Regions from separate parts of the Homo sapiens genome. Here region 1 is linked to region 2. The links are chromatin loops, found by intact Hi-C in ENCODE. Cell type or tissue: heart right ventricle. All regions are shown on one strand. Each heading gives the region's core, and the rest is flanking DNA. Links, peaks and the distances in the headings are about the cores only. Region 1 has its middle 43 kb from the start of LINC02542. Region 2 overlaps LINC02542 (long intergenic non-protein coding RNA 2542).

The links. Hi-C counts contacts between places; a loop is a spot of excess contacts. Peaks named below come from ENCODE experiments on the same cell type or tissue, not always from the same donor. Only the 100,000 strongest peaks of a DNase experiment are listed, where the experiment ranks them.
Region 1: it touches region 2 in a loop (2.3-fold over the local background); 5 of 110 quality-filtered maps call a loop at or near these places.

What each region holds. Positions count from the first base shown.
Region 1 is chr6:82,143,591-82,146,512 of GRCh38, forward strand. No RefSeq gene overlaps it. Among named protein-coding and RNA genes, the nearest start is that of LINC02542, 43 kb to the left of the region's middle. RefSeq lists an enhancer at 596-1,795. In heart right ventricle, for the core only: no CTCF peak of the experiment used is centred there; DNase peaks (open chromatin) are centred at 935 and 1,551; H3K4me3 peaks cover 438 bases; H3K27ac peaks cover 2,500 bases.
Region 2 is chr6:81,899,906-81,902,827 of GRCh38, forward strand. The region is part of intron 3 of LINC02542 (long intergenic non-protein coding RNA 2542); the gene reads right to left. Among named protein-coding and RNA genes, the nearest start is that of LINC01526, 87 kb to the left of the region's middle. In heart right ventricle, for the core only: CTCF peaks have their summits at 1,333 and 1,532; a DNase peak (open chromatin) is centred at 1,916; H3K27ac peaks cover 2,266 bases.

The DNA.
Region 1 (2,922 bases), core at 148-2,647, 240 kb after region 2:
CTAAGATTCAACATTTGCCCAATAGCCACAGCCAGCCTAGCCATCAGGAATCGTGGCCAAGGTATGCAGGCAGCCAAGCTCATTCCTTCACACCTGACACAGACACCAGACTTTTCTGCATCTCTTCCTGGCCCTTTAGGAGAAGCAGAGACTACTATTGGTTCCTTTACTATCAAAGACAGACACCAAAAGCTCCTCAAATCTCCAGAGAATGTGAAGTTTATCATTTCTAAGTATACTGGACAAACTCTTTTTTTTTCTGATTTAACTAGTAATATGTCATCTGGAAAAGCTATTTTGTCATAAATTAGAAAGAGCATCAAGAAGAAATAAAAATTATTTTGCTCCAACATGTACATGGAGAAAAGGTAAGTGGAAGAGCAGAGGGGAGGGGAAGGGAGGCCATTAGCAAAGGCCACCACTAGCTAAGGTTTGTGCTGGAAACTTCTTTAAGCAGATGTTGATTTCACATGCTGCATTTGATACACGTGTCTCCTGATAAAAGCAAAGGGAATGAAATTACAAAGTCCAACACTGTCATCACCACAAAGCAATATGCAAATTATGGTCTTAAAATAAGTGTCTGAGAGACCTGGGTAGTTTCATCCATACAAAGGCAATTTCTTTGTCATCCTCTTACTGATTAACTACACTAATCTCCGGTGAAGCGAGCTTGGGATTCCTACAAAGTACAATGTTGTGATCCATGACATTTAAGACATGGAAGGGGCCTCTCCAGAAATGAGCCACTGGGCTGAGCCTGGGCAGAAAATAGACTGCAATGAGTCACACAATGTAAGACGGCACAAAAGATGATTCACCATGTCTAAAGGAAAATAAATAGGAGTGAATGGCTAGTGTACTCAGGGAAACTCAGTCCCAATGGGCAGAGTTTATTGGTCTGCATCACTCTGAGTTCCGTCATGGAGCTGTTGGGATGAGGTGATGGTGCTGGAAATGCTGAAACGGTGAGGGGGTGAGGAAGCAGCTCCTTTTGGGGCAGTAGCAGTGCAGTAGCTGCTTGTTTCCAGTTAAGGATCTCTGTGGCAGGGGGATACATCCGCACTGGATGCTCTGAAGTGTATGATGTGAAATGATTTATCCAGAAGGCTGCACAGCTGGCATCAGATAAAACATTTGGAACCACTTTAGCTGTGCATTACCTAGAGGCAGCATTCTCTTCCTCGATGCTGAATTTAAACCATTCCTGTCATTTCAGACTCTCTAATGAAATCTGTTTCTCACAGGATGTCTCTGTCTTGGAAATGGCATGTGGTCTCCTTGCAAAATGAAAAGGAATTTAAAGCATATAAATCACCTGTTTTTCTTCCTCTCTCACCCTACACACACACACACACACACACACACATACACACAGACACACACACACACACACCCTTTCTGTTAAAAAAATTTCAGAACAGAAGAAGAAAAGCATGGAAGTGATAAAGGTATGCTTCTCAGAACAGGGAATGGTGAGGGAGGAGTGGCTACTGCCTGTCAATAGCTCACAAGCAGCAATGCTGACTGCCAAATGACTCATGCAAAAGTCCCAGAGGGATCGGTTCCCTCAGTCGCCCTTTAGGAGAGAGAGACAGAAAACGTGATATAAATGTTCCCACAGAATCACGGCTTTGTCAGATCCAAGGCTTATGCTGCTGCTCACTATGCTGGAGTGTAAATAAGTTGATGTGCCCTATCGTAGCTAAAAACCTAACAGAAAACATTCAAAACACTCACATACATACTTGTACACAATTCAAGCTCCAATGCGAAAGTATAAATAGTCTGAGTCTCTCCTGTTCTATGCTTGAATATTAAAGTAAGTTTTAAAGCCTTCCAATATTACTTGATGCAATTTAAAAGCTAAATCTATATTGTGATATTACTATCTTTATCTCAACTATAATTCCAAAACCACTTCAAGAAACTAAAAATCAAGTTTAAGCAGAACCCAGGAAGGGCTGCAGTTTGAAGTCTAAACACAAATGCTCTTTACTATTGGTAAATAGGGGCCTTACTTCCATTGATTATAAGCCACAGTTACAAGAACACCACATCTTTAACTTTTCCCATATACCTTGGTTTTCCATGGTGATGATGCTACTGCTTACCATAGTTCTTCACCTCGCCTGGAATTAGCCAAAGAATTGGATGCTATTTTCAAGGGTGCTAGAAAAGACACCTAGGGCTCGGCCCAATTTGTAACAGTACAACAAATGGTTAGTGAGCCTTGTTTGTCTGAGTACCCTCCTTCCTCCACACAATGTGGCTCAGAAACAGCAGCTAAGTAGAGGCTTCTGTGCCCCTCTCTTAAGGTGAACAGACAGGGAGGACACCAGGAGCCCTTATCAATGATGGTTCAGTGAGAAATGGGAAGAGTTTTGTTGTTTTTTGTTTAAAGAAGCAGACCCTCTGAATACTTTCCTAGAGAGCCCAAACCATTCAGGTTGCTTGATCTCTTGAGTTGCCAGGGTTTTCTATCCAGGCCTTTGGCCAAAACTGCTGTGGTCACCATGCATTGTGAGATTACAGTGCTCAAATAGTTAATGTGGCTGAAAGCTTCCACTGGACATTTTATGGGAGGTGACACAAAGCCACTGGGGAAGAAACTGGTTCTTCATAGGAAGTCCTAAAGCCCTACACCATAAATCACTTCAGGTGTCAAAACATCTTCTTAAGCCACATCATCAATGTTTCTGGCTTTCATTAACACAAGCAAAACCACCTGCAGTCCTCACTACCAAAACTAAGAGCTTTAGTCTTCCTGAGGTTCTACCATGTTTCTTATCCATATTAATTATTGCAGAAACACCTAAACCCTTCACTCATTGCTTAGTGTCAGGCTTGCCATCTAAAGTATGTTTTCAGAAATGTCAAGCAGTTTTTGGCCACCGAGTGTATGTCAGTGTATTCTGGCGG
Region 2 (2,922 bases), core at 113-2,612:
CTTCTTATATATTCTGACATCAAAATGCCCTTTAATAGTTTCTTCCTGAAAGATTTTTTAAAATAAACTTAATACTGACAAGGCAAAATTTGAAATGAAATGTGAAGATCCTTAAAATTAACACCTGCTGCATTTTTATCTACAGAAAAAAGGACAAGGATAACATTTGTCCCTTGTACAATATGATTGACTAAATCAGAATGATGAAAGTTACGGCGAAAAAGGTTGTGAATTTATTATCCAGCTTAAGATTTTAATGACAAAATGACATAAAATATTACTTTTGATGTGCCTTGACATTTTCCTTTATTAGAAAATATTTTCAAATAGCTAAGTAACAGCACCATTAGCAAAAATATTGAATTTTGCAGAATATTACTCTCAGTGTCACCTGGCATGGGATGAGACATACTACTCAGTGTGAATTCCTAAGACTGAATGAGGGCTTTGAATTTGAATAAAGGTTCACAAACTTCACAAAAATGTGTCCTTCCTTCTGGCATGAACTTTGAGAAATACTTCTGCCAGTGTTTATACAGTTTTAGGAGGGCTTCGTGGTTTATGAACAGATTAGTCTATTTTCCCCCTAGTGCATGGCTCCCAATTCCACATGTGGAAATGTTTCTCTGAGAGCAGTAATGAGTGAAGCCTGTGCTTCAAGAGTTCCTGCAGTCAGGAATAATCAAAATCTAATAAAGGCAGTCGGTTTGAGAGACACTAGATTTCAAATGTGGTCTTATTTTAGCAAGCTAGAAAATAGGGAGAAAGACTTGGGTTCTTATACTATAAAAATGTTTGAAAATAAACCCTCCCCAACTCACTCACCTGAAAGCCAATAACACAGCTACATGAGTTTCAGGCTGTAACTGCCCTGTTAAAATGAAAGCTAGATATAGGATGAAAGAGGGGAGTGTGCAAAAAGTGACCACATCACCTTCTATGTTTCTGTTTCATACTTCTGAGCTGTCATTGGCATTGAAATGGAGCAAAACTGAGCAATGGAAAGAACCCCAGGGGCTGAGAAGTTGTATCCATGTGGCCAAAAAATGGTCATCATGAGCATGGATGATGACGGGTTATCTAAGGAGTTTATAGGTGTTGAGCCAGTAAAAGGACATGGGGTATAACTTGGGCAGAACAATGTAATGAAGAACTATGCATCATGGGTATCAAAGGTTAGAAAACGATGGTGGGAATGCATGTGTCTAAACACAGCCAATCAACCAAAAAGTCTTAGTACGCACTTACTATGTGCCTACTGCTGTGTTATACTCTGATCATTGGATGACAATGTTCATTTCAACAGTGTTCTATGCAGACCATGAGGCTAAGGAGGAGTCACCACAAGAGGCAACATTTCCTAAAAAGAAAGGGAGACCAGTGGGCAGGATGCCCTTGACTGTAGGAAAGCAAGAATATGAAGCTCTGCCATCCACCTTAGCAGTAGCAATAGCACATCTTCAGATATATACAGAAAGACAAGTGAGAAGGCGAAGGAGTAAATCGAAGAGTAGACAAAGAGATCAAAAGTAATCTCTCTGTAGAATACCCAGGCATCTTTTGCAACTTGCATCAGTACTTTAATGGATAATTCCCTTTCTTATTTAGTTTCTGCAGCCCCTTGAGCTCAACTTAATCCTTATATAAAGTGACAGCTGGAAGTAGTATTTCACTTTAAAACTTTCAGAACATTTCTTGCAGTCAAGTATTTGGTTTTGCGCCCATGTTTGTTTTTGCACCTCCTTGTGCTACACAGCAACCCTGCCTTCTGCAAGCCAAGGCCAGACAGAGCCTAGGAGGCAAGTTCCAAATGGCTGACAGTGCCAGATTCCAGATATAAGAAGGCATCTCTCCTCTCCTGTGTCTCTTTCTTTTCCTGATGACAAGGAGAGTGATTTCTCTGCAATGTGACATTTGAAATTATGCCTAGCTTTCACTGGAGATAAGCAAGCTGCCAGCCCTGGAAGAATTGTGAGGACACAGGATTCAAGAGCACAGAAAGTATTGGGAGGCTTATTGCTCACCCTCTTGTATAGTACTAGTAGAGCCAACCCCTCACAAATCACCTTTTCTTCATTTCCAGAACCTCTGGACATTACAGCGAGGCAAAAAAAGAAAAAAGAAAGAAAAGTTAGAAGCAAAAGACAACAGTTCAGGTTAGTTGACAGAATGAGAGAAGTGATTAGACTTCTCAGTAAAAAGAGTCAGAAAGAAAACCAAGGGCTTTTTAGATATAGGCTAAGTATATTAGATCTTCTCATAAATGTCAAAATTAAGGTGACACTAATATTTTTAAAAACATTTTGGAAGACTTTGTTAAGATTAAAATGTGAAGTTTAAATGATTAACTTTTCAAATATGTTGGCTTCTCTCCTGTCGAATTTACAAACTATTTAATAACTCTGCCTCCAACACTTTGTACTAATTTTAAACCTAGTAAGTTACAGTGAGAATTGTTAAAAATAGAATTCTGGGAAATCAAATGCTTTAATTCGTTAGCTCCTCATTCTTACCATCTCTGAGAAATTTAAGATGTCTTCTCTCTTTTGTTCTAACTACCCTCTGCAAGTATCATTTGGGTATCATCACCTTCTTAAATGTCTACAACGGTTCCCCAGATTCTTTAATTAAAAGTAAAAATCATGATCATGACTTTCTAGACCCATCAGCTGTGAATTCATTCATCAAACATTTATTGCATACCTAATGCATGTCAGACATTTGCTAGGTGTGGAAAATATAGAGATGAAAGATGGGCTTAGTGTTGAGCAACACACAGTTTTGGAGGAGAAACTGATCTATAAGTGGCCTTCTACCAATCAGTGTTATAAGTGCTATGGGACCATGGAGACAAGACCCTTAAAACTCAGTGCTGAAGAGTTTGGAAGGCTCTCTGAAAGAGGTGATGATTAGGTTGATTTT